Linked DNA regions of Homo sapiens: region 1 is linked to region 2. The links are chromatin loops, found by intact Hi-C in ENCODE. Cell type or tissue: GM12878. All regions are shown on one strand. Links, peaks and the distances in the headings refer to the core of each region. The heading gives the core; the rest is flanking DNA.

The links. Hi-C counts contacts between places; a loop is a spot of excess contacts. Peaks named below come from ENCODE experiments on the same cell type or tissue, not always from the same donor. Only the 100,000 strongest peaks of a DNase experiment are listed, where the experiment ranks them.
Region 1: it touches region 2 in a loop (5-fold over the local background); 18 of 110 quality-filtered maps call a loop at or near these places.

The regions. Positions count from the first base shown.
Region 1 is chr2:37,615,786-37,631,937 of GRCh38, reverse strand. No RefSeq gene overlaps it. Among named protein-coding and RNA genes, the nearest start is that of CDC42EP3, 48 kb to the left of the region's middle. RefSeq lists enhancers at 2,192-2,241, 2,252-2,341, 1,804-3,003, 6,483-6,752. In GM12878, for the core only: no CTCF peak of the experiment used is centred there; DNase peaks (open chromatin) are centred at 5,567 and 7,667; H3K4me3 peaks cover 1,635 bases; H3K27ac peaks cover 7,535 bases.
Region 2 is chr2:37,563,246-37,579,397 of GRCh38, reverse strand. All of the region lies in intron 1 of LINC03063 (long intergenic non-protein coding RNA 3063), which reads right to left. Among named protein-coding and RNA genes, the nearest start is that of LINC03063, 8.8 kb to the right of the region's middle. RefSeq lists enhancers at 4,897-5,086, 8,151-8,210, 8,311-8,620. In GM12878, for the core only: no CTCF peak of the experiment used is centred there; DNase peaks (open chromatin) are centred at 5,197 and 8,367; H3K4me3 peaks cover 885 bases; H3K27ac peaks cover 6,011 bases.

The DNA.
Region 1 (16,152 bases), core at 3,929-11,928, 52 kb before region 2:
GGCAAAAAAGAAAATAAAAACCTGTCACCTTTCCCACACATTATCTAAATGTGCTAAAGCAAATGCATTTCAGATACCCTGCCCTGCTGTGCATGAACACATAATAGGATAGGACGTCATCAGTGACTGAGCGTATCTCCTAATTGGTGTCATCAGCTATTTCTAGGACAGCCAAATAGTGTCAGAGATAAAGAAATATAAATTATCTGTGAAAACAAAGAGGTACGACATGTAAAAATTGGATGTAGTACCTCCTGATCCAAAACAAAAAAATGGATCTTAGGCTACCCAAATATTTTTAAATGATATAAAATGTTATTTTAGGTCAATAGCTTTCTATAGTCAGAATGTGGACATACGGGGATGAATTATGCCTGGCACCCCCAGTTATCTCATCCAATGCTGCAGCTGTCACAAACCACAGGACACTTGATCCATAGGCCAGTAAAGAATCAAGTTCTAACCACAGACACTCAAGAGCGCACAACAAGGCATCTAAAAGAATTTCCACTTGTGCCATTCTGGGCATCTTGATGTCCTTAGCATACTGTAACCTGATTATCCAGACAAGATTGAGAATGAAAGCAAGTAATCCTGGACTGACTCTCCTGTATCACATATGTAGCCCTCTATTTGGTGAGTATAGTTACTAAAGCCAAGGACAAATTCTGTGTAAACATGCTGCTTGTACGTTAAAACAAAATGTTTATCAGTTGTGTGTATATATGATATGTGCATAGTGTATATGTATAGAGTGTGTGTGTGCACGTGCATGTGTGTATTACAGTGTGAGAATGTCTGAAAGGCTAAGACAGGCAGATGACCAAAGAGACAGAGAGAAAGGCAAAATTACCTGCTTGGAAAGAAGTTGAGGGCTACAAATATTACAAAGCATAAAGTGATTTTTGAAAAGAAGGAAAGAACACCCTAAACGAGAAAAAAAAAAAAAACATGGGAAAGCACCAACGTGAAGAAAGACAGGAGAAACTGCAAGTGAAAGCAAGAGTGACTTCATAGAAAAGAAAATGAGGTAATACCAAGCAGGGCATCTTTATGGTATGTGTCCCTGGAAAATATTTTCTGCCAAGTCCCTGTCTGTATAAGGAATTTGATTTAATGTTTTACAAAATTCGTAGGCCTATCTGAGTCATGATTTATCAATGAAGATTTAGAATAATGGGTAAAGAACAGGTATTTTTGTATTTGCTTATTGTTCAATCAGTGCAAGGGAAGATTTTTTCATAGTGTCTAGGCACCATCACTTTCTGTGCAGATGCCAGAATCCTCTTTGTGTTTTTTATTGTTAGATGTGCTAATTCCACATGTCTCACTGGGAGAAAAGGGTTGCAATGCTGTTATTACAACACTGGCTCTTCAGCATTTGTTTGTATTGAAATAACAGCTTTTCTAGCCTCTGGATTTCCTTAATATCATTTATTTAATGCTGGTTATATCATCAATCATGATGTTGTGTCATCCCTGCTGCCACCCATGAATCCTGGCTTCCACTGATGCTCTCAAGGGAGGGCGGTTACTGTGTTTTGGAGATGATGACCACAAAGTCAAGTCTTGCCCAGAATATGCAGGAAAATGTGAATGTTAATTCATTTTCTGAGAATGTTAAATTCACTGTTTGAAATTTTATAGCATAAATATAGAAGAGCATATTTTCTGACCATATCTTCTCTTGAACTCCCTACGGTAATTCCTGCATTCCTAGAATGTGATTTCTTTTAATGTTGACAGCACCTTTGCCTTCCACACACTTTCACCATGGGGAGGTGGGGGAAACCCATGGGTAGAAAAAGAAGAGTGGTCCTATTTGTACAAGAAATGTCCACGTCTCCCCAACATGGCTTAAGCACAGAGGGTTCATGTCAACACATTGACACAGGCAACACATCGATTGGAGGGCCTCAAGCAGGAGGGTCTGCTAACATTGCAGAACAAGTGTCAAATGTTCTTTGGGGACAGACAATGCTCTGGAGGAATGCTCAGCGATGGGGTTTGACTTTCCTGGTGCTAGTGATGGGAGGGGTACAGGGGAGAGGGTAAGTGACACCACCTTTACTACCTTGGGGTGCTGTAGAATGGAAGCCACTATTTATTCAGACATGGAGAGGTGAGACCTGACACATGGACCCCACATATGGCTCTAGTCAAGGGCCAGCAGTGGGCCATGAGAACCTCAGAGCCCTGAACGTATGGGTTTTACGTAAGTGAGAGTCATCAAAATCAACATGTCTGCACTTGCCTGGTGACTCAACAAGAAAAACTGGGCTATTCTGGGGAGCAGTGGCTCATCTGGTCACCCACCCGGAATCAGGGCCAGGTCAAGGATCCCAAAATAAACCCACAGATATGAGTCCTGGAGCTCCTTGGGGCATCAGATCAGCCCCACATGAGGGCTGGGAAGTAGAGATCAAAGAGCAATCCAAAGGGCAGAAATGGGGACTAGGATACTTACTGGTCCCAGCTCAGGGTACCCTGCCCAGATGGCACTGCTACTCCAGCTGTTCCCAGAGAAACTTTGAGAATGTTGAAGGAGGCACTCCAAAGCATGGGAGGCCCTGAGATGCAGGGCCTAGGACAGACACCCCGGGTCCAAGGCCTGTACTGACACGAAGGATGACCAGCCACATCTATTACCAATGGGAAGAGTTATGGAGGAATCCGAGGTACAGGGCAGTTAAGCAAACTGTCCAATATGCAGTTACTAGATGGTAGAATCTGATCTGAACCCAAACAGTCTGACTCTAGGGCCTGTGCTCTGTGCTATAAATCTATCTAAAAAGATGATAGACTTTATAGTCAGACAGTTCAGGATTTGAATCACTACCCTGACAACTACCATTCTGTGACCTTGGGGTAAAGCAGAAATAACAGTACCTACTCCATTGGATTGTTTTGCAGGGATCAACTAACTTCTTCTGTAAAGGGCCAGATGGCAAATTCTTCAGGCTCTGTAGTCCATACAGTCTCTGCCACTACAGCTCAATTCTGTAGCATAAAAGTAGCCATAGACAATGCATAATTGAATGAGTGTTGCTGTGTTCCAATAAAACTCTGTACAAAAATAGAAGGTGGGCCGAGTTTGGCCCACAGGCCTTAGTTTGCCAACTATTTGTTTTGAGAACTAATTCAGATCATGCCAATAAAGGTTTTATAATAGTTACCTGCACTTGGTAAACATTCAATACATATTAATGCTCTTATTATACCAACAAAATGTCTATACTTTAAATTTGTTGGTTTAAGGTTCTGCTGTGCCTGCCATTTTTTAGTCTAATTATTTTATAGCTATATTGTACATACTTGAAGGAAAATGAGTGAATAAATGTTTCATTACTCAAATTCTTCCTTATTACTGTTATTTTCAGAACTTCTTAGCATTATTTTCCACTGAAAACCGTCATTGTTTTTGAAATATGTGAGTCAAAGGAGCTAATGTCTTAGTGTAACTTTATGTTTTTAAAATAAAATGTTTCCATTCCTTCATATTCCTATTTCAGTAATATAAAATAATGGGATTTTATATGCTATAAATCAATTTTTTTCAAATCTAAACATTTATATAATGCATAATCAGCTTCATCATCACTTATTAGTGATTCCCAGAGTCATTTATAGATAATATTGTTTACTGGGAATCTACACAGCACCTTTCTTTTGTGAGCAGCATTTCTCGTCTTTGGAAGATGATTTTTCCTCCATTTTATTCCTGTGGTTTAAAACAGCTACTATCAGTGTCAGCTGGTCCTGGGGCTGAGCACTGGGCCCAAGCTGTGAGCAGTGAGGGTTGGTTGCTTCTGCTGGTCTTGTTTTCAGCTGTCAGGAGGATGTCTGTCAGACAAAATGAAATCAACAAGTACAGAAAAGCAGAGGCCAGGGATGGGGAGACAAAGGCTTAGGATCATTGACTCCTCATCCAGATTATTCCTAAGGTCCAGCCACAACCCTATGCTCCCATGGTTTGGTTATGAGAGACAACAATTCCTTTTCTGCCTAAGTCAAGTTTCCTTTTCTGACTATGGCATCACCCTTGAGTGATGTGAATCACCTCCAGTTGGGTTATCCCAAGGGAAACTTCCTCATCTGCTTCTCACCAGATGTGTGGGTTTGGCATCATAGAAAGTAACTTCTGGAGAACAAAGCTCACTGGAGGGCAGAACTCAGCTCAGTGTCTTCCACTTCTTTCATCCAGAAGACCAGATGGAACCAACTGGTTCAAGAAGAAGATGACTTTAAATGACCAGGCATGGTTTTTGCAATTATCTTTTATAACTAATATAATTGGGAACATTGTATTCAATTAGAAAAAAAAAAGGAAAACTGTAAGTTGTTATAACTGGGCTAAGAGATATCACGGATCATCTCGTAGCATGTGGTCTATACTCAGGGTTTTGTAGTAAAACATAATTTTAGGGAAACCTAGTAAAGAAGAAGTCACAGAACTCTGATTTTTTTTTTAATTGGTATTTCTCCCATGGTTTTCAGGGATTCAACACATGGTCATTTGGTAAGCAGATAAATATGACTACACATTTGGGACAATAGTCCTAGTTCTCCCTGTATCCCCTGAGCAGATTGCTGATTTTTAGAGATTAACTTACTAGGTTTTCTTAAAGGTGAGAAGAATCCAAATATATTTTATCTGCTGTTAGGCAGCAGTTGTGAGGGAATTATCAAGACCTCTTGGGGCCAGAGACGTGGGGGTTCAATCTCTGCCTAGACTATTTAAGTAGGCTACTCAAAATGTTCTGAGCCTCAGTTTCCTTTTCTGTACATTGAGATGGTGAGATTATCTGCTTCACAAGGATGAACGAGATAATATATGCAAAAGGAAGGATATAGAATATTCTTAACCACTTGGCTTTAAACAATCTTCTACAGTGGACAACTACCTTGATTTTCTAACCATCCAAGGGCAACAATCATTCACATATTAGTATGAGTTCACCAACTTGTATGCTCCTTCTGGGATTAGCCCTGAGGAAATAAATGGACACTCTGACGAGGTGGGTGTTGGGATTATTTTTGGAGGTGGGGTACAGAAAAAGGGAGGAAGAATTTGATGGCATTCCAAAGGAAGATAAAATTGGACATTTAGAGAGTAGGAAAGAGGCATCTATCAACAGCAAGAATGAGGGGGTTGTAGAGGAAAGAGCCCTGAATGAATATAGGAGAAAAAGTTGGAGTTCAAAGAACAGCTTCATAGTTTTCTAAGAATGAACTCTGGGGACTCTGCTCCTGGCACTCCAAAAAGCCATTACGCTGTCTCTGTTTCCCTCACGACCCAAAGGCAGGCAAGAATTCCTGTCATACCCTCCAATCATCAGTGTATCTATGGCAGGAGAAAGAAAACAGAGATTAGAGGGTCTTACCTGGCTGAGATCCATCTCACCACAGCCACACCTGACCCAGAGAATTAGTAGGCCATGCTCAGGGCCAGCTGCGGTCTGCCAAGCTGCAGAACAGATGCTGTGGGCACAGGGTTTCCTGCAAAGCACCATTGTACCTCTCTGCCAGGAAGTGCCTTTGAAAGGCAAAGAAACAGACCAGACACCTAAGTTCATAACTAACAAGCGTCTAATCCTCGCAGTGGCTTGCTTGTACAGCTGGAGCGGGTGCGTGTGACATCTCCCCCACCCACATGCTTGCCAACCGTAATACTCAAGGAGAACTGTTTCATGAAGGACGCAGAAGGGAGCCAAACACCGCCAGAGACTTTTTACAGAAACAATTTGAGCATGCCCTTCCTCTCGGGAGTGCTTGGTCCAAATACATTTATCTTGCTAATATTCCTCTGTCAGACTAAATTTCAGACAACAGAACTCTACTTTCCAGAATCTTCCACATTGTAACTGCCTATTAATTACCTCTGCTTTGTCAGCTGGCCTCACACACAGGGCCTAAATGTTTAGTCTGCAGTTTGTATAATCATTCTTCTGCTTCATAATTACTCTCCAGAATTACTTAGCTCTGAGGGCACCACCACAAAGTCTGTGCTTTTCATTTTCTCATAATGGCTCATTATCAGGTCTGCATCCGTAACGCCTTGCTCAGGGTTTGAAATGAATCTTTATATAGTACTGGTCCTTTGGGCAAGCTCCCAATTTTACAATTGCTTCTCAGGCCCTTCGGCCAGGAGCCAGGAGAGTGGGTTCTGGGGGTAATAAAGGATCAGAGATGCTCTGTTTCTACTGTATACATGGAAGGAGCTTCCACACATCCTGAGGCAAGAGGATGTCACCACTCCATTTTCCAAACAGACCCTGACCAAGCTGGAGTAATGATGAGCTTGGAGGAGTCTGCACCATGGCCCTGCACACTCACCTACCAGGCCTCATCTTGTGCTGGATTTCAGGAAGGATGGGCCTGCCCACTGGGAATGGACTCCTGGCTTCAAGGGAAAAGCAGAGAGGGAAGCCTAAGATGACTCAGTGGGAAAGGGAGATGCAGAGATTTTCACTGTGTCAGAGCAGGTCTTTCATGGTGCATGCAGAAGCTCCTGTCCCACCAATTAAGACCCTCTGGAGTCCAATGCACTAGCTATTTCCAGCACAGTCTCCAATTATTCACCATCCCAAAACCTCACATCAGCCAGCCTGGCTTACTCATCTCACTCTCATGGATCTTTCACCACCTCTGTGATTCCACTCATGCCTTCTGCCTGCCTAGAATGCTCCTTTCAATACTCAAATCTACCTCCTCCAGGGAGACTGTTTCCAGGAAGACTCAGAGAGGCAAATAATTTCTTGCCTCTCTGAAACAACTTCATACATTCCATGTATAAATTAACCACGCTCAGCTTTCTCCCTCCCTTCTACTGTTAAAGAGCCGTTCATATTTTTATGATTACTTGACTTTGCTTTGTTGATGTATTTTCCTCACAAATATAAGTTCCTTGAAGGCAAGGTTTGTCTTATTTTTCTCATCTCTCCCGGCATCAACAATACTCAAATAAAGTCTCTAATTTAGTTCATTTGCTGCATTGTACCCTCAATTTACATGTTCATTGCCCCTCTAGCAAAAACCAGAGTAAGAAACAGTGGATCTGTGATTCAGTCACTTTAGCAACATTTAGATGTTTAGTTCGTTTATTAATGTGTACTATAATTTTAAGAGTCACATTTGTTTTCTTACTCCTGTATTCTAACCACATGCCTACTACCAGAAGTATAAGAAAACCTTTTTTTTTTTTTCTGGCTAGATCAAGAGCCAACTTGCTCTTCACCCTGTGAAAAGGGGAATTAGTCATGGGTGCTGAAAAAAGGAGAACATATTCAAAGTAAATATCAGTGCATGAGATTGCTTTTCACTCAGAATCTGAACACCCACAGTAGCCTGAATTTGTAAATATTTGCTGTCACTTATGTTAAAAAATATTGACTTCCTAAGCTATATTGCTACCAAAATATTTCTTTCTCGCATGCCTACCCAGACTTTTGGCCTATAGCTGGCAACATACCCTCTGCCTTAGGTTAACCTCATAGCAAGGGTAAAGCTTTAAGTGTACTTATGTGGTGAGAGAGAGAGCGAGAAACTTGAAAAAATAAAAATGGCAACATACCTAATGATAAAAGCACTATTTCCAAGTGTCTGAAGCCTATTATATGAGTTAAAAGTGAAACATCAGCCTAACTAATGCAAAAGCTTTATAGGGTCTGAGCAAGGATGACTAATCTCCAAAGCTGACAGTTTCACAGCTTACACAGGCTTCGTTCTGCTCAAGTGTGGGGAACACCCACCATCCCCACCATAGTCCAGGACATTATGGCATTGTACACTCATTCTCAGAACTTCACAGGGAAGATTATGGCAAAACTGGAATTCTCACTGAGGACACATCACTCTGAGCCCAATTGCCCACTGTCCCGCCTTCCATCCCCCGACCCCTGTCTTCTGGCTCCTTGAGCCTGCACGATCAATGTTTATTTTCACGTTGAATCAACCTGGGTTCAGAACTTTGAGCTCCACAAAGAAATCCACTAACAAAACCATAAGAAACAGTATCTTCACAGCAGATGCTACGGAAGAGTGGGGAAGAGTGAGGTAGTTTACACTGCCTATCTTATGACCACTATTTATCCCATCAAGTGCTTCTGGTCTCCCTGAAGGCACCTCCTAGGCCACTTGACCACTGTGAGTTATTCTCAGAGCCTAGCCTCTATGTATTACCCACTTCCAAAGCTGCTTCCACATTTTCAGGTATTTCTTACTAGCAATAGCCCATCTCCTCAGTATCAATTATCTGTCTTAGTTCATGTTCTGTTGCTATAACAAAATACCACAGACTGAGTAATTTATAAAGAAAAGACATTGATTTCTCACCATTACATGGTGAGAGGGCAAGAGCATGCCAGCTCAGATCTCTCTTCCTCTTCCTATTAAGCTACCAGTCCCATCATGGGGACTCCAACCCTGATGACCTTATCTAATCCTAATTACTTCCAAAAGGCCCCATCTCCAATCAACATACAAATTTGGAGATTAAGTTTCCAACACATGAAATCTGGGGACATATCAAAACCATAGCATCTCCCCAGCTCCCCCTTACTGTGACCTAACCAAAACTTTTTATTTTCTGAAAAGCTAATTCTTCTTCCTTGTTCCAGTTGAATAAAAGAGCCAAGACTTTCTAAGTAACAGGAGAAGCCCTTCTTGTTGGATTGGAGGCAGAGGCTCCTGAGATGACTAAAAGGATTCAGTCTTGCTCCCTGCCTCTCTACCTGGTCCTTCTATTTCTACCTCCCAGCCCAGCTTGAATCTTTGCAATAGCAGTTGGATATGGCCATGTAATTTGGAGGGCTCAGTGTAAAGGGGAAATGTGGGGTGGGTCCCCTTGTCAAAAATTATGAACAATTTCAAGACAGCAGCCACAGCACATTAAACCAAACATGGGGCCCTCTTGAGCAAGGGGACCCTGTGGGACTAGATAGGTCACACGCTCATGAAGCTAGCCCCAATAGGAAGAGTCACAGGAATTGCAGCCATTTACATGAAATGTGTGCCATTTGTGACTAATTACTGTGCAGCAGTCACACTTGTACATTTCATAATTATGTAAGTGAAAATATGTAATCATTACACAAACACTGCTTTGTAATAATACAATGCAAGCTATTGTTTTTACTAACTGTGGGGTTCATCTTGTTGAATGGCATATTGACTACAAAACCAAACCCTGTTCATATGCAGACAGCCTTCAGGGTACCTGTGGCAGTATACCTGTTCACAAATTTTAATTTGAAGAGGCTACGAATGATGTGACTCGAAAAGGAATTGCCTTAATAAACCACACCAACCATGACCACCAGTAATGAATTCAGGAACTGAAAATAAATCTGCCATTTAATTCAGAGCAAATTAGCTAACTGAAATGATACTATGGGTCATATTAAAAGAGGTGGTTCTTCAAATTTTGGATTTTATAGACCAATAAAATCTCTAAGAAATTTAGAAAATGAACACGAAGTTGACACATTTTAATTTTGCCACGTAAAGACATCAAAAGCCATCAATTCATTTAAAAACGAACAATTATGTCAGAAAAATAACATTTTGAAATATAGTTCTGTAAGTTAAATGAATTTAGTATTATGAACAACTCACACGGTCGGTGTTTAGGTGAAAGCTTTTCCTCCATCAGCATACTGGGTAGACTGAGATTTATAAACTATAGGTCTAGGGGGCAGTGGCTACAGGAATGTTTATATAGAGGGCTGAAGTATTATTTTGCTTTAACTTGGATGATTCCTTAAGACCCATGGCCAATTCTCTGCTTTGGAGATGCAACTCATTTGGATATTGTCATCCAGATATCAGCTTCCCCTTTTCTTTGCTCCTCAGCTGCAATCCTGAGAGATTTGGTTAAACCTGGCCCAAACCCCAAATCTATCTCTTTGAACCCTGAGAAGGCCATCTCGTATTCTCTGAATAGCTGTGCCTTGGTTCCCTCTTTGTTTCCACGTTCCTATATTCACAAGGAATGGATAATTTGAGTCCATTCATTGTTTCCTTTTTTAAAAAAATCCATTCAGTTCAAGCACTTCAGGATTTAGTCAATGTCATTGAGATTTGCTGGGTGTGTGGTCTTCAGCCATCATCTTCAATCCACCTCCACTCTCCCTTTCCTCATCCTTATCTCTTAGAACAATAGCTAAATGCTCTTCCTCTTATGGTACAGCTTTGCCCCGAAGCAGATCCCTTGAGTATTTAGCATCTACGTACCTTCCAAATTAACAGGATTTTCTCCCTGAAGGAATTCTGGTGGGTTTAATGATTTCCCCATTCATCACTTATCATTAAGCAATTCCACATACAGAAACTTTCCCTGATTCCTTTAGCTTTCAAAGGTCTCCTGCTCCTCTGAATTTATGCAATGCTAAGGGTTTGCACCTACATCACAGAATCCTTTTTCCTGTTTATTTTGCTAGTGTTTCATGTCTATTTGTCATGATCCTCGATTAGGTTGTAATGTGTATGAGGATCAGGACAGTAATTCTTACACCTCTAGTCATGCATTCATTGAGCAAGCCTTTGGATGTCCACTATGTACCAGGCACACTTAATACAGATGGCAGCATGTCTCCTTGAGAAGCTTATAGCTTAGGAAGGAGCAGAAGCATATATATAAACAGATGAATTATAACACACTGTAGGAAATGCCATAAGAGTTGTGAACAAAATGCATAGGCACCTAGAAGAGGAAAACTACCAATAGAGCTGAAAAGAGCCTCTGAAAGATGCATAGGAGATCATAGGAGAGGGGTGTTACGCACGAGCACAGAGATATGAGAGAGCAAATCGTGTAAAGGATAAATTAAAAAGTTCAGTGTGGCCAGGGCTTGGAGCTTCTTGAGCAGATGGAAAATAATTAAAGAGGTTGTCAGGCAGGCTATAAAAAAGACTTCTGAATTTCTCCTAGCTCCTAGTCTGTTGCTGTGCCTAATAAATAATAGCTTGTACCTAAGAAATAGTATATCATGGTAGAGCACTGTACCATCTTCAGAGAACTTTTACACTTACGATTTTTGGTCTTAACTCTATAAATAAATGATATCTCCTTCAAATTTACGGATAATGAAATTGAGGTTCAGACAATTTTAGTGATGTGCTTCAAGTCACCCAGCTAAGTAACATCAGGTGAGACTCTAATCTAATCCAATTACCTCTTCTAATTCTAAATCCAAAACTCTTCACCACCCAGATCATGAGTGAGCAGGTCCATGACTGTCATCATTACACAGCCTTATAGAGTGAGATGCTGTATAACTTAATGAAAAGAGAATGAGCTTTAGAGACACAATTTCCAAGTTTAAGTCACTTACAACCTGTGTGACCTTTGGAAAGTGACAGAATCTGAGCCTCTGTTCTGTCACTATCAACATTACATGTCAAAGCTTCTTTATAGAACCATTGATGAGATCAAAGCATACAATCCCTCCATAAATTCACAATATGAATACTACAAACCTATTTTAAGTGACTATTCCACAGAGGAAATTTTAATTACATATTACCTTTCAAAAAAATAAATATAATTATTTTAAGTCTACCAAATATTTTAATTTTGGCCTAAGCAGTCTGGTGTACCCTTAAAGCCACTCATTCTTTCTTATTTTTCCTGGAATGTCATTTACAGGCTCAGCTTTATTTCTAGAATGAATTATAAACCCATCTACATATGAATCATTTGCTGTCCTCATTTCACACCACAAGTTCTATTTTGGGGGGTGGAGTGGGAGAATGGACAGCCATTACAAGCTCCTGTAAGAATTTGCTGTTTGCTCAGATAAAATGGCTCCTTCCTCCATGGCTTCCCTTTGAAAGAAACTGGTTGAGAAACACTCTTTTCCAGGATCTCTGTGTCATTAAACCACTGCCACTAGGGTGATTAAGGGTGGCAGGGGTGGGGTGACACAGGGAAATACCATGCAAATGTCACTCAGATCTGTCAACACCCACCCCAGCACTTCTGCAGGCCCTCCAAATCAGCCTTTTCTCCGAGTGTTGACTTCCAGAAAAATCATGCAATCAGCTTAAAATTTAAAATTACCTCAAAGACCAAAACAATGGTGGAGTTAACAGTGAAAATAAAATAGGGACCCCACGATGCACCAAAAATCACGTGATCATGTTACATTCCTCCAAAAACCCCCTCCCCAAACAACTGAGCTCTTCAATTAGTGCCATCTAGCATGGGAAAGGCAAGAAAAAAAAAATCACAGCTTACAGCCGATATTTTCCACTGAGCCAGCCACCCTCCCTTTTTTTCTTCCCTGAAGTTAATAGTGAAAGCTCTGTTTGTTTCACAATGCGTTAATTCTTGCTGCTTGCAAGAAATTATTTTTGGAGGTATCATATTTTAATATAAATTTCCATGAATCTTTCCACATGATTCCCTTGCATTGAGGCACTGCCCTCCCAGCCAAGCTCACCCAACAATGCCCACACTTCATACACCCTTAGGCCTGGGACAGGCCAAACACTGTGTTCACTGCCTGGACCACAGCCCTGGGTGCTGGTGGGGAAGGAGAGAACGTTTGCAACTGATCTCAAGTGTCATGGTGGTTTTCAGCTGGCAAAAGCATCTGAACATAGTTGTTGTATTTTTCATGCTCATGAAGGGATTTTCCAAAAATCCAAGCTATGTTTTGAAATCTGCATCATTATAGGGTATAGACCCTTCCCCTTCGTTCTTTCTCCAGCTCACTGCTTGCCAAATGGTTTGGAGCAGAACTTTTTGAAAACACAGCCAGAGGAAAGACCAGCTCATTTAGCCAAAGAATAAAACAAGAGGCTGATTAAAAGAAAAGTTACACTATATTATTTCACATTTTGATTAGCCTAATTATACCCAATTTTGTTTATTGACTGTTCTCCATTCAAAATACCAGAATTAGAAAGGCTGGCTGCAAATACAAGAGAATTAGTCTTGAGGCAGGAAGGCCCCTAAACATGCTACCTACTGAGCATTAAAGTCATTGACTAGTACCTTTATTTTTTTCCTTATGAATTCCAAGGGCTATCATTATACGAAAAAAAAATTTTTTTTCATTTTCTGTATACCATATTTCTATCTCTTGGATCGGGAACTTAGAATGATCAGTGTTTGAATTCACTCTTGTCATTTTATCAGGTTAGTCTGAGCTTCAGTTTCCTCTCCTATAACATGGGAATAAAACCAAGCTGATAGGTTGGGTTACTATGATGATTAAAATAATTTTGTAAAGCCTATAACACACTGACTAGCACATGGTAAGTGCTCAATATATGAAAGATATCATTACTATTATTACTAATGAGATAGACTGTTCTACTGTGGCTTCGCCAATGAATGACACTTCCTGATATTTACCCCTGGTAAAGTTCTCTCCTGCGTTGAATCTGGGCTTGATCATGTGACTTGATTTGGCCAATGAGACTTTAGCAAGCGAGGCTTAATATAAGCAATTGGAAAAGGGGTTTGTTTTCTTGGTTAAGCTCCCTCTTGGATCCCAGCTGCCATGTTGTGAGGAAGACTAGGCTGTTCTGCTGGAGAGAAGCCATGTGGAGATGCCCTGGAGGATGAGACACCACTCACAGAGGACACCTGGAGGAGAACTCAGGTGCCCCAGCTAAGCTCCCACTGATGCAGTCAACACCACAGAGAGCACAGGAACAGGACATGGAATTGTGAAAATCATTGTGATAACAAACACCTGGGAAGGGAAAAAAAAAAAAAAACACCAACCCCTGCCACCAACACACACACAAACTTAGAAGTTACCTTCTACCCAACTGATGAAGACAGGCAGGCAATACTAAGTAAGAGCATGGACTTTGGAGTCACAACAGCCATGGGTTGACTCAATTACAAACTATATGACTGTGGGCAGATTGTCTCTAAGCCTCTGTTTTATCATCTATTCGTGAAAATAGCAGCTACTTCATAGGGTTATTGTGAGGAGTTTAATCAAGATAATCCATATAAATATTTAGTTCTGTGCTGGATGCATGGCTAGTGCTTAATAAGTATAAGTGATATCATTGTTTTCATTAAGGTAGAAATAGAAGCATAGCAATGTTGTTCAAAATATTAGGATATCTCATTAAAAACAAGTTGGCAGAGGCCACTGCCCAACTTTTCGACCCGAAGGACGTGCTGAGCAGCTGAAGCCAATCATTGATATTCAGGTCATTTCTGCTATGGTAGCTAACTTAAACAACCATGATTGTGTACACTCCCTTCCTTTAAAGAAAATATTGACTTTGAGTTTTCACAGGTGCTTTCGATTTAATCACTGGGTCCTTTATGCAACCACCTGTCCTTGTTTTTCTTTTCCATGGTGAAGAAGTAATGCTAACTCCTGCAAACCTGAGTTTAGCTCCAGAAATCCAACCCAGGAGAGAAAGGACGTGAATTGCCCTTCGATGCACGTATTATTCCATTCTCACACTGCTATAAAGAACTGCCCGAGACTGGGAAATTTTATAAAGGAAAGAAGTTTAATTGACTCACCGTTCAGCATGGCTGGGGAGCCTTCAGGAAACTTACAATCATGGTAGAAAGCGAAGAGAAAGCAAGACACCTTCTTCACAAGGTGGCAAGAAGGAGAAGTGCCTAGCAAAGGAGGAAGAGTCCCTTACAAAACCATCAGATCTCGTAAGAACTCACTCACCATCACGAGAACCGCATGGGGAAAACCACCCGCATGATTCAGTTACCTTCACCTGGTCTCTCCCTTGACACATGGGGCTTATGGGGATTACAATTCAAGATGAGATTTGGGTGAGGACACAAAGCCTAACCATATCAACCCATAATGAGAAAAGTTCATCAGAGCAAACACATCAAAACCCAAGTTGGGGGATATTTAATTTGCCATGTACCATTAGGGCAGTAGGCACAGTTTCAGCCCTAATCAAAGGCCAGGATTTTACTAAAATCCAAGCATTCCTGGAACCACACAGTCAAAAGGAAGGGGAATTAAGAGACTGTGTTAAGACAGAGGCCTCCAGCAAATGCAGTCAGTGCATATTAGAAGGCACCTGAAAGATACTACTTGTTTAAGAAATCAGGCTTAAGCAGAGGTAGTCATAAACCGCAAACATCTGTTCCATGGCTCATAACCTTGCACATCTTAGGGGAAAGCACAGTGTTACCACTGCTGGCAGCATAAGCCTGCTGATAAGGAATGTCTGGATGTTTTTCAGGCAAATACACTATTCTCTGAGTGATTTGGAAACTTTTTGTAGGGAATTCGTAAAATGGGTTTTTCCAAAATCCTAGAATAGGAAGGATTATTGAGTCGATATTCACAGCCCTTATTGTTTTGCTTGGAATGTTTAAATGCTTTAGAACTTACTCCCTCTGTGTAATTCTTGTCTATCACAATTGGGCCATTTGCTGAACCCTGTGAACTCCTGGCAGGCAGATCCTGTGTTTCTCTAAGGCAGCTCCTCCCTTCTCCCTTCCTCTTGGTAGCTTCTGTCCTGCCCTGGCTCCTTCTGCCCAGTAGACCCTTTCTTATGTCTGCATGTCAGCTCACATGAACTTCCTGAAGTCCCAATCAATATCCCTGGGTACACAGATTGCCAAGGCAACCTCTGCTCAATTCAAAGTCACCCAGAATACTCTCAGTCTAGCAAGTGAAAGGGGAAGATGTGGCTGGCTTAGAACAAAAATAACAGAGAGGCTGGTACCACCAAGCCTCTCTATGAAGCCAAAAATCCTATAAAAAAAGGAAAAGATGACGTGGATGCTGTGACTGCAAAGAAGAAGGCAAGGCCTGAGAGATGCAAGGGAAAAGTGGGCAACCAACAGCAAGGAACAGGAGCAGGAAAGAGAGAGGCTGTCACAGGCTGAGAGAGGGCAAGGCCCACATTTCCACCCACTTCCTCCTCCAAAACCCCGGCAGCATCTCACCAGCAAAACCTCTGCCAGCTCCACACTCTAGCAGCCAGCCACACCCAGGCCACCAACCCTTTGCCACTAGTCGCAAGAGGATGTTAGCTGAAGCCTCCTCTGATTTAAATGCCAGGCCACTGGCATGTGACTCCAAGATGTGTAACTCGTAGTAGGACTGTCAACTTGGGTCATTTAAAAGGTGACCCCACTCAGGGGTACGTTCTGGAAATAGTATAGTGACCTCAGCCGAAAAGGCT
Region 2 (16,152 bases), core at 3,444-11,443:
CAGTCAGCATGTGTTCTGTCTGCATGGGGCCCCATGGAGATGAGCAATGCAGAGGCCCAGCTAAGTCCAGGCACAATGCTGCATCACGTCTGACCCAGCTCCCTGGCACAGGGACTTAGCTGTGGGGAAGTGGGCACATTGGTTGCATGGGCTGAATGTTTATGTCCCTCTAAAATTCATGAGTTGAAATCTAATTCCCAATGTGTTGGCATTAAAAGGCAGGCCTTTGGGAGGTGACCAGGTCATGAGGGTGGAGTCCTAATGAATGGGATTAGTGCCCTTATAAAGAGGACTGAGGAAGCTTTTCCCCTTTTGCCATGTGAAGACCCAGCAAAACGACTCCATCTATGAGGAATGGACCCTCACCAGACACTGAACCTGCCAGCACCTTAATCTTGGACATCCCAGCCTCCAGAAATGTGATAAATAAATTTCTGTTGTTTATAAATTACCCAGTCTGTGGTATTCTGTTGTAGCAGCCCAAACAGACTAAGACGTGGGTGAATTTAAATAGCTACACCATTGTGAGCACATGAGGCAATTTTGACATGGGTTAACTATTTTCTAGTGGTGGTTATGGGGTCCTCCAGCCCAAGAGGGTGCATCTAAGCTCTTATCCTGGCAAGGATTTAGGAGCAAGAAGAGTAACTCGGGTGGGAACACTGTGCTGTGGCAGCAGCTGCCTGGTTTCTACCGCAATAACAGGCCTCCAGCCATGGTGGCAGCAACAGTCACATGGTGGATACTTCTGAAATGTGTGGTCCCCCAGACTGAGTCCTCTAGCCTCAAAGAGAAGTTTCTGGGTTCCCACTCCAATAAAAGCATGAGATTGGAGCAACCACCTTGTGGCTGGATTAAGTGTTTAGGGTTCTTTTATAGGAGGAAACACTCTGGTAATGAACAATGTTTGTGCAATAGTGGGACAGGACTCAGGGTCCTTTTAATTTAAATATTTAAAGAGATGTGACCTTATTATCTTCAAGATGGTGAAGTACACAGCAAGTGCAAATATAAAGATATCTTCCTATTCCAAAAGGAGATATTTATAAAGATTTTTAACATAATCCTTCATGCTAACCAGCAAATAAAATTCACTTAAGATGAATTAGGTCCACCTAACACTTACTTATTAATAATGTTAGTATTACTATGTAATAGTAATAATATTAGGTATTATGCTATTTGCTAGGTATATAAAGATGAATAATACATGTTTCCTATTCATGAGAAGCTGATGGTCTCTGGCCACCATCTGACTATTGGGAATGTTTACCACTGGCATCACCTGGCCAAAATACTTTGCCCAAGGCCTATCACCAACTCATGAGACAAGCCTCTGAATGGCATTGTTTTTAACAGATTCAACAAGTGTTGTCATAATTGCAACATGATGCCGACAATGGTAAAAAATGGTACCAACATCACGTCCTTGCTTGTTAATTAGGTACCCTGGTAAAACCAAAGGGTCTAGTAGCCTTGCCTCACTTTCTCTTTCACTAAAACAGCTTTGGTATTGGATGAGGGGGAAGCCACGGACATAAGATAGAGAGATTCTAGATCAAGGAGAGACATTTTACTTCTAAAGTTGAGCATCCTGGTCACTGGCTGGTACAGGTAGGATAGGGGACAGCTTTCTTTCTTACTTCCTTTCCTTTAGATCAGGTGTTTACAACCTGGAGTACTGAGAACACTGAACTTCCTAGGGTCATATACAATATTGTATGGGGATGGTATTTTATTGAGTCATTAATGTCTGCCTTATTTAGTTTTTGTCTGTAGAGGAATAAAAGGGCACTTTTCCCTTCCTCCTTCTAGAGAGATAGCCGTTCTTCACTTTTCAGTGCTCTTTGGACTCAGTTCTGCCCAGGAGACTACCACTATCCATTTCTTTGCTGGAGGCAGAGGGCAGACATGGAATTGCCCTAGAAGAGGGAAGACAAAGGGAATATGGCTGGTTTGTAGGGGTGAGGTAGCTTCATGAAGCTACTACAGGGTGGTTCCTGAAAACAGATCTGGGGTAGAGACTGAGGCGAGAGGTGCTGTCCATGTAAGATCTGGTGGTGGGGCTCACACAGAGTACAGCAGAGGTATTAAGTCCTCATCTAAGTTGAGTGTGTGCTTCCTGCTATGCACCTGGAGAGTCTGAACGCTAGTGCTGCAGTCTGAGGGCCTGAGCACAGATCCCTGAGCAGAACCACACATCATCAGCAGTACCCCTGAATGAAGAACAAAATCCCGAGAGTATGGAACGAAATCCTGCTGCCCTTCCCAGCATTTCTGGACCAGGTTTCCTGTATGATCCCAAGTGAAGAGTGAGGAAGAATAAGAAAGGCCCTCCTTGGATTTCTCAACCACCTGGTGGGTGGAAGGCTGAGTCAGAGACAATTGGCAAAAATCAAGGATGAGGCTTGTCCTATATTTCCAAGACTGTAGAACAAATGCAAACCAATTACAGGCATGTTCACTTTTTTGTTGCTGTTTTTTGAGACAGGGTCTCACTGTGTTGCCCAGGCTGGAGTGAAGTGGCACAATCATAGCTCACTGCAGCCTTAAACTCCTGGGCTCAAGTGATCCTCCTGCCTCAGCCTCCCAAAGTGCTAGAATTACACGCATGAGCCACTGTGACTAGCAGTACTTATTTTTAAAAAAGAGGAAAACTGCTGAGACCTTTTATCAGATACTTAAAGGTATCTATGACCTAAAAAGAGTTAAAAGCCTCCACTTCAGGAGATAGAGGGTGATTTTAGGTTGGGCTACCTGAGATGTGGATTCAGGGTTTGTGAGCAAGTGATTTATTAAGACTGCTTCTCAGGACTGCCATTCGACCCAGGAATCTCATTACTGAGTATACACCCAGAAGAATATAAAGCATTCCACCATAAAGACACATGCACAGAAATGTTCACTGCAGCACTCTTCACACTAGCAAAGACATGGAAGCAACCTAAATGCCAATCAATGACAGACTGGATAAAGAAAATGTGGTACATATACACGATGGAATATTATGCAGCCATAAAAAAGAACAAGATCATGTCTTCTGTGGGAATATGGATGGAGCTGGAACCTGTCATCCTTAGCAAACTAACACAGGAACAGAAAACCAAATACTGCATGTTCTCACTTACAAGCAGGAGCTAAATGATAAGAACACAAAGAAGGAAACAACAGAAACTGGAGTCTACCTGAGAGGGGAGGGTGGGAGGAGGGAGAGGAGCAGAAAAGATAACTATTGGGTACTGAGCTTAATATCTGAGTGATGAAATAGTATGTACAACAAACCCCTGTGACACCCATTTATCTATGTAACAAACTTTCACATGTACCCCCAAACCTAAAATAAAAATTTAAGTCAGGGAGGACAGCAGGAAGGGGAGGAAGCCAAACAAGGGTGTTGTTGCAGGCAAGTCCTACAGAGGGTAGTCTTGGCCTGATCCTGCAGGGGACCTCTGGAGTGTAAGTTATGCCTCCAATTTGTACCAGAGGCAAGAAAAGCAAGAGCACTGGGCTTTCATACCTACCTCACTTGTAGGCCATTCATCAAGGCCACAAGCGGGGTGGAGAGAATAAATGCCCAGGTGCTGTGGCTGGAGGGGCTCTCTGCACAGGCCCTGGCAACCTGAAAGCAGTTCTCGAAAGAGCTTCAGAAGCCGTGAGTTAGAAGCAAATGCACAGCAAAGGGGTATATGAGTGTACACGAAAATGGTAAAGAAAAAAAGATCACCCGGGCACAGTGGCTTATGTCTGTAATCCCAACACTTTGGGAGGCCGAGACAGGTGGATCACGAGGTCAGGAGTTCGAGACCAGCCTGACCAACATGGTGAAACTCCACCTCTACTAAAAATACAAAACTCATCCAGGAGTGGTGGCGCGTGCCTGTAATCCCAGCTACTCAGGAGGCTGAGGCAGGAGAATCACTCGAACCTAGGAGGCAGAGGTTGCAGTGAGCTGAGATGGCGCCACTGCACACCAGCCTAGGTGACAGAGGGAGACTCCACCTCAAAAAGAAAAAAGATCCTGGGAGGTCTGACTGGGAGCACCAACGTCATCCACTGCTCCTCTGAAAAGAGTTGTTCTTAAAAATGCAATTTCCACTGGGAGGCCGAGGTGGGTGGATCACGAGGTCAGGAGATCAAGACCATCCTGGCCAACATGTTGAAACCCTGTCTCTACTAAAAATACAAAAATTAGCTGGGCGTGGTGGCACATACCTGTAATCCCAGCTACTTGGGAGGCTGAGGCAGGAGAATCGCTTGAACCCGGGAGGCGAGGGTGTCGTGAGCCGAGATTGCACCACTGCACTCCAGCCTAGTAACAGATCAAGACTCCGTCTCAAAAAAAAAAAAAAAGCAACTGCAATTGCAACTGGAGAGCCAAGGACTTGGCACCCCAAGCATAGCCATGAGGACACTAAGGAAAGAGAAAATCTAGCAGAGAGCAGGGCCTAGAAGAGGGAGACAAAGTGTGTTAGGAAGAGAACACAAATCCAGCACAAATACATCTATTAGTCCAGTGGATGTGCTCCCAGTCCATCAGGAAAATGTCTCCTCACCAGACATCAGTTGTCCCTGTTTTGGGACGGAGTCTTGCTCTGTCACTAGGCTGGAGTGCAATGGCGTGATCTCGGCTCACTGCAACGTCTGTCTCCCGGGTTCAAGCAATTCCCCTGCCTCAGCATCCAGAGTAGCTGGGACCACAGGCACTTGCCACCACATCCAGCTAATTTTTGTATTTTTTGTAGAGTCAGTGTTTCACCATTTGTCCAGACTAGTCTCAAACTCCCAGGCTCAAATGACCCACTTGCACGTCACCTTCCCAAAGTGTTGGGATTGCAGGTGCGAGCCAATGCACCCAGCCCTATTTATTCTTTATTCACATTCCTCCTGTGTAGCATTTTCCCCACTTGCTTTATCCCCTCACTCAGAGCTTTCCCATCACTCAGAGCTTCTCGGTGTCTATTTATTTCTTCATTCGAGTCCCAGCCTCTGGTTATTTTTTACTGGGCCTTGCTCCCCTGTCTCCTCCTGCTCATAGCCCCTTCTCCAGCATCTCTCTCTTCCCGGGTCACCTCATCAGTATCTTTTTCTTCTATAACGTAGAGAAACATATTCCTTTTTGTTTCAGTCCTAGCCCAGTCAAGCTATGGTCAGTAGGTCTCATTTTCATAACCAAACATGCCCATATAAGGTGTGTTCTGAAGCAAAGGCAGTTCTCTTCCTGAGTCTGCAGTTGGTACTTCATGTGACTTCTCCCCTCCCCATTACATACAGCATATATAAATATATATGTAATATGTACACACACATACTCATGCATATGGAAACTGAGGCCCAGAGAGATGGCAACTTGCCTGAGGCTGCTTAACTGGCTAGTGACAGAACCATGACAAGAACTTAAATTCTTAACTCCTTTTTAAGTGTTCATTGCCTCTGAACACACTGCCTTCTGAGCGTTCAAGCATTTTATATCAATGGTAATAAACAAAAAATAGTTTAGTGGGAAAGGCAATTTAAGCTAAGTGCCAAATGCATTCCATAGATATATAATTTATTTTCTGAATCTATGGGGCTAAGGCACATAGTATAAATATGAGGAAACAGAAATTAGCATAAATCTTGAAATAAAGTTGCCTTTCCATTACATATGGTAACAGATGATTCTACAGGGCTAAAAGAGACTGTTTAGGGGGACTACTCATTTGAAAACCTTGTAGTATCAGTAAAAATACTTTCTGTGCTCAATATTTTCTTACTGATTTCATCACAAACATAAAATCATGAATCATAAAGCTGGAAGGAATTTCAGTTAGATCATCTGATTCACTTCTCCACCTTCAAACAGAAAGGGGTATCCTTATCCCCATTTCCAGAGGAATTAGGTAGTTGCCAGAAGTACTAGTATTGGCTTAAGGGCAACTTAGAGTCCTGTTTCTCTACTGCTTCATTTTCCAGAAGCCACATCTAACGTGGTCTTTTGCAAATTGCAAACCGCTTTTCACACATTTTACTTGTGATAATCCTCATAGCAACCTTATATGACAGGTCAATTATTACCTCATTTTTACAGGTGGGGAAATTAAAGCTTGGAGAGATTAAGTCACTTGCCTAAAAGCACCCCACTAGTATATGACGGTTAAGACTGAAATCCAAATCTTCCATCTCCAAATCCCATGCTCTCTCTTTACAATTCTATTCAGACTGTACTAGAGGAGGTGGTTTGTGTTGGCACACTGGTTTGGACGTTATAGACAATGAGAAAACATGGCTGAACTGTCAGTCACTGCAAGAGGGATCTTATTTTTATCTAATAGGAGGTCTTGGCTGGACAGGAACTGAGTCTCAAATACTTCCAGTGACTGGGTGGTAACTCCATGTCAGACGCTGTTCCAGGTGTCCAGGATAGATCAGTGACCAACACAGAAAGGTCTCTGGCCCCTGGAATTTACATTCTAGTGGATGAGACGGACGTGAAACAAATAATGAAATATAAAATATGTCAAGTGATGTTAAGTGCTATGGAAAAACTAAAACAGAATAGACGTGTGTGTGTGTGTGTGTGTGTGTGTGTGTGACAGAGTGTGTAAGGAGAATAGGAATTACATTTTATATATATGTAAGGTGTTTAGGAAATTTCATCAGATAAGGTCACATTTGAGAAGATCCCTAAAATAGGTGAAGGAGAAAATTTCATGGAGATCTGGGAAAACATATTCTGGATAGAGAAAAATCACAAATGCAAAGACACTAGAGTATGAGTTTAGTGAATCTGAGGAACAGGAAGAAGGCCAGTGTGTCTGGGAAGGTTTAGCCACCATGTACTTGCCTTCATTGAGCAAAAACATCCATAAGAGAAAAAACAAGTGCACGTCTTTGAAACATAAAAAATAACACAGGGTAAAAATGAGTGTTATAAAGAGGCATAAATCAAGTACTATGGGATTTCAGAGGAAGTAAAGGAGGCTTGGAATCCCAGAGAACCAGCACTTAATTCTCTATTCCAAGGTTTTCCTTTTTGTCTGAACTGTAAAATATACCATTTTCAAACTTATCTTATGTGGATTGCCAATATGAAAACAAATGAAATCAGACTACTCTAGTGAAGTGAAGGGGTGGAGGAGGTTTAGCCTTCCCAAGTTGGCCTTACTCTTTCTCATCACCAGCCACAGAAGAACCTTCATGGAACCCTGGGGCCTAGGAAACAAAGTTTGCCAGCAACAGATCTAGTCAAACTAGCTCATTTTACAAAAGAGGAATCTGAAGCCGATAGTGGGAATCTTCTTCTGGCCTCTACTGGAGTGAAGTCTCCCTGGTCTTCTGGGCTGGCCTCTGCCGCTAATGACCATAGAAACTGCTTCAGCTTCCAGTCTGAAGTTCCCACCTCCTTGTGTTGAACCTTGGCCTGACTGACTTGGAACTCCATTCTCTCTGCCTGTGGACCAATGCATTCACCTATGGGACCCATGCATTCATCATTTCTAGGGGCAGTCTGAGACCGTTGAAACAAGGAAGTCACTGCTCAGATTTGCATTGCAAATTAGATTTTGAGTCCAAAGGAAGACAATAGTCCTGAAAATTAGATTTATTGGGAGAATGTACCTCTTGAACACACAGAGATAATGACAATGAAACTGCTCTACGCTTACACCCTGAAAATGACAAGCACATCCTTGACATCATCCTTCGCATATGATGCACTTCTTTGCTTAAAATAACCTCCTTTTTAATAAATTCTACTCATCTTTCGAAGAAGCTAAATTCTCTTTCCCTGTGATGCGTTCTCAGACTTTCCCAAGCAGAATCAATCAACCCTCCATCTGTGTTCCTGTAGCACTTTTTTTCATACATTTATTATAGCCCTCATCTTATTGCATTAGAAAAATGTGTTTACATATTTTTCTTCCACTGACTCTGAGTTTCTGTTGTGAATAAGAAATATGTCTCACTCATACTGATGCCTCAGCTGCTGCTAACAGTGTTCTGGCGTTTGATACATTTGCTGATTGGCATTGTAATTCAGTACTGGCTGAGGTTATGAGAAATGAGTGTCCTTCTCAGCCATAGACTTTTTTAGAAGTTGCCAACCAGTGACAAACCATTATTAATTATTTGCTTGTCAACTTGATAAGTTATTGAAAAGTAAAATGACTGTGTGAATATCCTGTTACTGATCATTGAAAGTTTCTGATGGACAGTCCCGGCACTCACCCTTGGTCTGTTTCAGTCACAAGCCTTCTTACACATTTTTCTGTTTGCTCATCCATGCTGGATCTGTTCTGAGGCAGACACGTTGCTATGACCAACGCAGCCAGCAATGACACATTCTCCCTCATGCCTGGCCACAGCCCCTGGTAACTGTCAGCCTTGCAGATATGACTGACAAGAGTAGAAAGTAAAATCTGTGGGAAAAAATATGAAATCAGGTTCCAGTTCTCACTCCCTCATTACGTAAAAATGATACCATGTTTAGTGAGTGTTGTGTGGTGAATCTCACATGATCCTGAGACAGAAGGGGCTTTACCAGGAGAGAAGTGATTTTTCTGACAGATACATGAGCCTCGGTAATGGTGCCATTCAGCACTGAAAGGCAAACTTAAGTTCCCTTTGCCAAATTCACACTGCACATCAAAGCTACAGGGAAGGGTCAGTCCTTTTCAACAACTGCAACGTAACTAAAGCCGCTTCGTTTGCAGGAGTTCATAAAAACTAGATTATCCCAGATCCATTTTCTTAAACCAAGAACAAAACAACCTCAGTAGTAGAAAATGTCAGCTCTCACATGTCCACTGATCTTTGCCTCATCATCTAAGACTTTTTAGATTTTGTGTTGAAATACAGCTTCCCCTACCAACAGGTCTGCCCAATCATTTTTAGCCCAACTTTATAGTTAAGAGTTCAAAGTACAATATTCTTGCTTTCATGTATAAGCATTTATTTGATCACATGGGATTTACCACGTTTATTGTCAAACAATTGATCTTTTCTTCTTAAATTCCTCTAGGATTTCCATCTAGTTGATGTGGTTTTCATGTTTCTAACAGAAACAGCAAATAAGAACACAAGAGAGAAATGTTTGTATCTTGTTGAAATGTGGAGTATTCAGGGTTATCACTAAAAGGCATTTGAGACATGACCACACAGAAAAGAGAATCCAGGGAACTGTTTGGGAAGACAAATCACATTAAGGGTGTTTATTTGGATTTCTAAAATTTCCCTTTCTCTGGTTTTATTTACATTTCATTAATATGAAGTGATTCAACCTGAGTAACATTTTGTCCTACATAGCTTACTGATTTGACTTTTGCAAGCAGCCGGACACCAAGAGTGGCCCTAAACAAGTTCTTGGTTGATGCAAAGCTCCACACGTATTGAATCAGATAACTGTAAATGAAAATTGCCCTTTAAATGTAATCTCTCAAAATCACTAGAGTTCATTTCCCCTAGAGAAGCAGATAGCTTACGCACATTCCCTTAGGAAGGGGATCAAGTTTGTTACCTATAAAACTAAGAAGGCAGAACTGCTGTCAAGGGCAGGAGTTGAACTGTACAGTTTTAATTCCTAAACTGGACCCAATTCAATGGGCTTTGGTCTTGATCTTTTCCAATTTATGTTAACTAAGTCCTAATTAAGCAGAGTTCATTTTAAAGAAGTCAGATGCCAAGTCTTGTCTTTTCTACCTAGACTTTCAATATTGCAGAGCTTTTTCTTAATTAAGGTGAAGAATTCCTTTTGGCTTTCACAGGCAGAATTTTCCACTTGTTCCATTTAGAGTGCCAGTTGGCTTTCACGCTCTGCAACCATGTGCCTCTGGCACAGCTGGAAAATTTATGAACTTCTGTGGGATTAAAAAGGTGCTATATCCTTGGGAAACGTTCCTAATAACCTGAATTCCTATTTCTTCTCACCAGTGATCAATCTTTTCCAAGTAATAACTAGCAAGTGAGCAGTAAAGGCAGGGAACAATGAGATGTCAGCAGCAATGTTCCCAGAGAGATGTCCTCTCTCCCTAACCCCAGAGCTTGAATCCAACAAAGACTGATATGGGCAGTCTTTAGCCAGAGCTCTGGCTCCTATTTTGGTACCCAGGGGCAACTTGCAGATAAAGGAGAGATGGATCCTAGGCTGCCCTTATGGCTGCCTAGAATGTGATGGCTCAGTAGGAATGGCATCCCTTAAAGATTGCTAGGCACCAGAGCTAGAAGCAGAAGACCCAGTTCTAGATCCTCTTCTCCCACTGTATAATTATGAGACCTTGAAACAGCTCTCAGAATACTTCTCCAAGCCTTGGTTGTCTCACCTGTAAATAGAATATGACTAGACCACTGCTTCTCAAACTAAATGTGTAATGAAGGAACACATTTTTCCTTTCTTCCCCCCACCCCAATCTATTGTAGACTGTGTTTTTGTGAAATACAATAAAAAAATGAATTACCAGAAGAATGATGTTTGGAAGGTGCAGCAATGTCAAATTTCTATAAGAATTCTAAATGCTTACCCATACTTTCTGTACTTATCTGGCCAAAAAAAGGTAACAGTGTCTGGGCCAGCAGCAGTGCAAGGACCACACTTCGCAGAGCAATCAATCAGATGATATCTTAGGCACCTCCTGGCTCTCATAGTTTCCACTTCCTGTAGCCTGCCTGCCTCTCCACTAGATTTGCCCAAGCACCCAAATGCTAAGCTTGGTGACAAGACCAAAATTATGCTTCCGGGGTGACTTTGTCTGTTAGAGCTTCTTTTACAACATACTGTAAATTGGGTTACCTATAAACAACAAATATATTTCTCACAGTTCTAGAGGCTGAGAAGTCCAAGATCAGGATGCCAGAGGATTTGCCATCTGATGAGGGGCTTCTTCCTAGTTCACAGATGGCCGTCATCTCACTGTGTTCTCACATGGTGGAAGAAGTGAGGGCTCTCTAATTCCATTCAAGAGGGTTTCACCTTCATGCCCTAATCACCTCCAAGGGCTCCAAATACCATCATATTGGGGGTGAGAATTTTAATCTGTAAATTTGGGGTTGGGGTGGTGACACAAATATTCGGTCTGTAGTATGAAGTTGTCAACAAAGATCAAAATAACCCCTTGAACAACTAATAGTATTTCTATATCTGTGTTTCTTTCCCTATCAACCTCCCTGAACCATGATCTAGAATCCGAGCTCCACCACTTGGTATCAGGGGGCCAAAAGCAAGTTACTTAACTTCTCTGTGCCTCAGTTTTTTCATCTCTAAAATGAGAATAACATCTTCTTCATAGGGGTACTTTTGTTAAGTGTTTATTTTGATATAGTTTCAAACTTAGAGCTAGATTAGTACAAAGAAATCCTATTTCCTCATTTTTATTCTTTAATTTTTTTTTTGGAGACAGGGTCTCACTCTGTTGCCCAGGTTGGAGAGTGGTGGTACGATCTTGGCTCACTGAAGCCTCGACATTTGGGGCTCAAGCAATCCTCCCACCTCAGCATCCAGAGTAGCTGGGACCACAGGCACATGCCACCACATCCAGCTAATTTTTGTATTTTTTGTAGAGTTGGGCTTTCACCATTTGTCCAGACTAGTCTCAAACTTCCAGGCTCAAGTGACCCACCTGCGCATCACCTTCCCAAAGTGTTGGGATTGCAGGTGCGAGCCAATGCACCCAGCCCTATTTATTCTTTATTCACATTCCTCCTGTGTAGCATTTTCCCCACTTGCTTTCTCCTTCTCTTTCTTTCCCTCTCTCTGTTTTTTAAATTTTTTTTCTGAATGATTTGAGAGTAACTTGCATCCACCATGCTTATAGAATTGTTTTGAGGATTAAAGGAATTAATACATGGAAAATACTCAAAATGGTGCCTGGCTCACATAGTAAGCTCTCATAAAATAGTTCTCATGCTTGATTTTCAAAGGCCTTTCCAGACATGCAAAAGGAACCTCAAACTCTAGTGACTTGGGGGCCACTCCATGTGAAACCTCCAACAAACTGGAGGTCCACCCCTATGGCTTTGCCTTTCTCAGAGATTTATAGCTGATTCACTTATTTTCCAATGTGTTGGATTTGACCAACTTAAAACATATTTTCCATGCCATATGTAGCTAGCCTTGAACACTGGTATTAAATGTATCTGCTCTAAATTACTATATGTTATTAAATCCAAAGAACTCTGGGATTTTTCCTCCTTTTTTTGCAAAACTGCTATACTACTGTTAACATGGTATTAAATTGATCAGTAATGACTAGGAGGCCAAATCCTCACTGTGTTCTTTGGGAAAATGATAGGAACTCTGATTTCTAAGAAATTCAAGTATGACCTTAGAACAAAACTCCCCTAAGCAGCTCAAATGTCTCCTATCTCTGTTACCCAAAATGTCTCTGTCTCTGATTCAGAAACAAAATGCTGATTTACACAATGCCCCATCTAACCCTTGTGTTGGTTTAACTTTAAGCTGAACCAGAACTTTCGTCTCTCACATTCACCCTGGGTTCCTCTGCTTCCTCATTTCCTGCCTCATCCAGATCCTGCTGTGCTGAATTGAATTAAGTGTAGAAAAAATACTGATTCAGCTTCATCTTCATGTGCCCAGATTCAGCTGCAGAAAAGGACAGAAACACTACTTGGTCCACAGCAATTTTTAAAATCATTCCATGTGAGTCATATACCAAAAAGAAATCAAATCATGGAGGCATCTGGTGTCCAGAAAAGCCCACTTTTTTCTATGGCCAGAGTCTAGAAGGTCGGGTGACTCGCCCAGGGGACACGTTGCTCTTCATAGAACATTGGAACAAGGCCCATATGTCTTCCAGGCCCTCTTGCTCAAAATTACCATGTGATCAAAACAAATCCTATCGTTGTCCCAGCAGGGTTCATTGGTCTTATGAATTTGGGGACAGACAGTGCCTGGGGGAGGAAAAGGAAGCAAAGTAGATGCTTCTTCCATTCCAAGATGAATCACATATGTACAATTAGACCCAGTTTAGTTTCACATTACCCTTTCCTGGAGGAAACTATGAATATGGGACCCCCACATATATTCACAGCCCACACTGAATGCTCTGTTCCCTAGAAAACCTATAATCTATACTATACGACTTGATATTTGGTTAAGACATTTTTGCAGGACGTGTGTATCTGGTTCCCAGGACTAAGCTATCCAGTCCTAGAGAGCCAAGGTCATTGTGTTATACTTCTTAGTACCCTTCAGAGCAATCGCACAGTGTGCAACATACATAGTAGGTACAAAATGTATTTCTCTGGATTGGCTGATGTTTTATTTAAAAAAATGGGAATATTGACTGGGCATAGTGGCTCACGCCTGTAATCCTAGCAGTTTGGGAGGCCAAGGTGGGCAGATCACCTGAGGTCAAGGGTTTGAGACCAGCCTGGCCAACATGGTAAAACCCATCTCTACTAAAAATACAAAAATTAACCAGGCATGGTGGCTCATGCCTGTAAGCCCAGCTACTTGGGAGGCTGAGGCAGGAGAATTGCTTGAACCTGGGAGGTGGAAGTTGCAGTGAGCCAAGATTGTGCCACTGTACCCTAGCCTGTTTGAAAGAGCAAGACTCCGTCAAAAAAAAAAAAAAAAAAGGAAAAAATCAGTCATCCCACCCATCCCCACTGGCTAGTGGCAGATGTGCCTGCTCCTTGGCTGCAACATGGATATGCTTCCCTCCCAAAAAGAAACCAGTATCTCTGCTGCTGTCATAGACTCAGACACCTGCAGGGACAGTTCCCACTCACTGCATTCCACAAACCACTTGGTCTATACATTTTTCTACTATCACCATCTTCTTCCCAAAGAATTCAGATTGTTTACAGAGATGAGAAGACACACTGATACTCACCTGATTTATTTAAAAATCTAATGGATAGTTCCTTCAAAAGTTAAACATAGAGTTACCATTTATACTGCAATTTCTCTTCCAGGCATATACCCAGGAGAATGGAAAAACATATGCTCACACAAAAACCTGTGCATGAATAATTGTAGCAGCATTACTCATAAGAGCCAAAAAGTAGAAACAAGCCCAATGTCCATCAGCTGATGAATGGATAAACAAAATAGGGTCTATCCATATGATGGAATATTATTTGGCCATAAAAAGGAATAAAATATTGATACACGTGACAACATGGATGAACCTCAAAAACATTATTCTATGTCAATTAAGCCAAACACAAAATACCAATATTAGATAATTCCATTTACATGAAACTCCAGAATAGGCAAACCCATAGAGATAGAAAGTAGATTCATGTTGCCAGGGTTTGGGGGAAAATGACTGTTAATGAGTACAGGCTTTCCTTTTGGGGTGATGGAAAGGATATTCTGGAAAGAGAGTGATGGTTGCACATATCTACGAAAATACTAAAAACCACTGAATTGTACATTTTAACAGATGAAGTTTATGGTATGTGAATTATATGCCAATTTTTAAAAATTGATTAAGAAATAAAATAGGACACAAAACTTAAAGAACATTAAAAACTACGTTGTGAATTAAAATGAATCCCAGGGCCAATGCTGGCCTGTTGATTTTAGTGTTGCCAGAGCTGGACTTGCCTTTCTTTCTCTTTGTTTCACTCACATTTGGAACTGCAAACATAGGCTTTTCTAAAACACATTGTGTGCCTTTGCAGCTCACATCCAATGCCCAAATCGGGTCCGTCACCCAGGCTATTGGGCCTACTCTCAAGTGGGTTTTGATCTGGCCCTAATTCTATAGACAGTGTGAGCCTCGGGGATCTGGCTTCACCATTTCCACATTGTGAGTGGTGATCGTTTCTGTCAAAAATAATCATCTGTCTTTCATTGTAGTGCAGATGATACCCAAATGTTACCCTCATCCATCAAACTGTCAGGTTAATTGTTTATAAAACATCCGGAGCTGGTTGTCACAGAACATCAGCAAACTCAGACCAAATAAAACAGAATGCTCTGGTTGGATACAACCCCTGTGTGAAGCAGAGCCCTGATGACATTTATGGGAAACAAAGATTCACAAACACCTTCCTTAATCCAACGACCATCAGAAACCTAGGGGTGATGTTACCGTCCTGAGACACTGAGCAAAACTGCCCTCGAATAGCTTAGTTTTTCTCTTCCTAGAATGTTTTTCGATCATTTGAAAACTACTTCCAGTCCTAAAAGACTGAAGACAGGTAAAGTTTATGGTATGTGAATTATATATCAATGTTGGCTTTAAATTCAGCTTTTAATTTGGCTTTGTTGGCTTTAAATTTCTGCCATGGTCCAGCATGAAGATGGACAATGCAGTTTCCCTGCCTGCCTTTGCTGCAATCATGACTCTCAGACAAATATAAAAAGAATACTCATATATTTTATTTAACTTACTAATTAATAAGGTAAACAGTAAGATGTTAGGACTCATTTTTTAAAAAAATTTTGAGAATCTGGGTATCTATTTAAAAAAAATAACTGGTCCATGTCTTACCAGGCAAGAAACTTTTCAGGGATGATTCTTCCATGAGACAGAAATTTTTTGCAGCTTCTTTTGGAAAAAATCCACAAGTTAATCTTGTCTGCATAGTTTTAAAATAGGCAACCCATGGAAAATTAAACCTAGTACTTCACTGAAGAACACTCAGGACTCTCTTTTGGCTGTTTTGAAGTTTCTAGTAACTTCCTGAGAGGCCACTGCTGCCAGAACTAGGAACCAACTCAGGGAGGCTTGTGGGAACTAAGTCTTTACCACCTAGTGCTAAAAAATAAACGGAACGGTTTTTCGAAAAATACACAAAATTATCCTCAAAGCAGACGTGCAAAGGCCACTATCTCCCTCCTTCCCACAGCCCTCGGACACTCTGTGATCCAATTTCTTTACCTTAAATGTAACCCACTGTTGTTTAATGGGAAGAAGAAAGAGGAAAACAAACCTGCTAAGAAAGTGGACCAGACAAATCCAACTCAAGAATCCCCGCCCTACAAGTGTGCAGAATGAAAATACTCAAAGAGGTCTTCAACTATTTGGATGCCATGACTTCTTGAAACAGACAAATGCAATTTTGAGAGTAGTTTGAATGATTTTAGAACCTAGCAGGAATATTTGTCATAAGATAAAAAAGGCATCAACTCATTTCCCCTCCTGCCACCTCCATTCCCTGCTCTCCACCAGAGCTCCTCAAAGCTCAGGAAAGGAAGGCAAACAA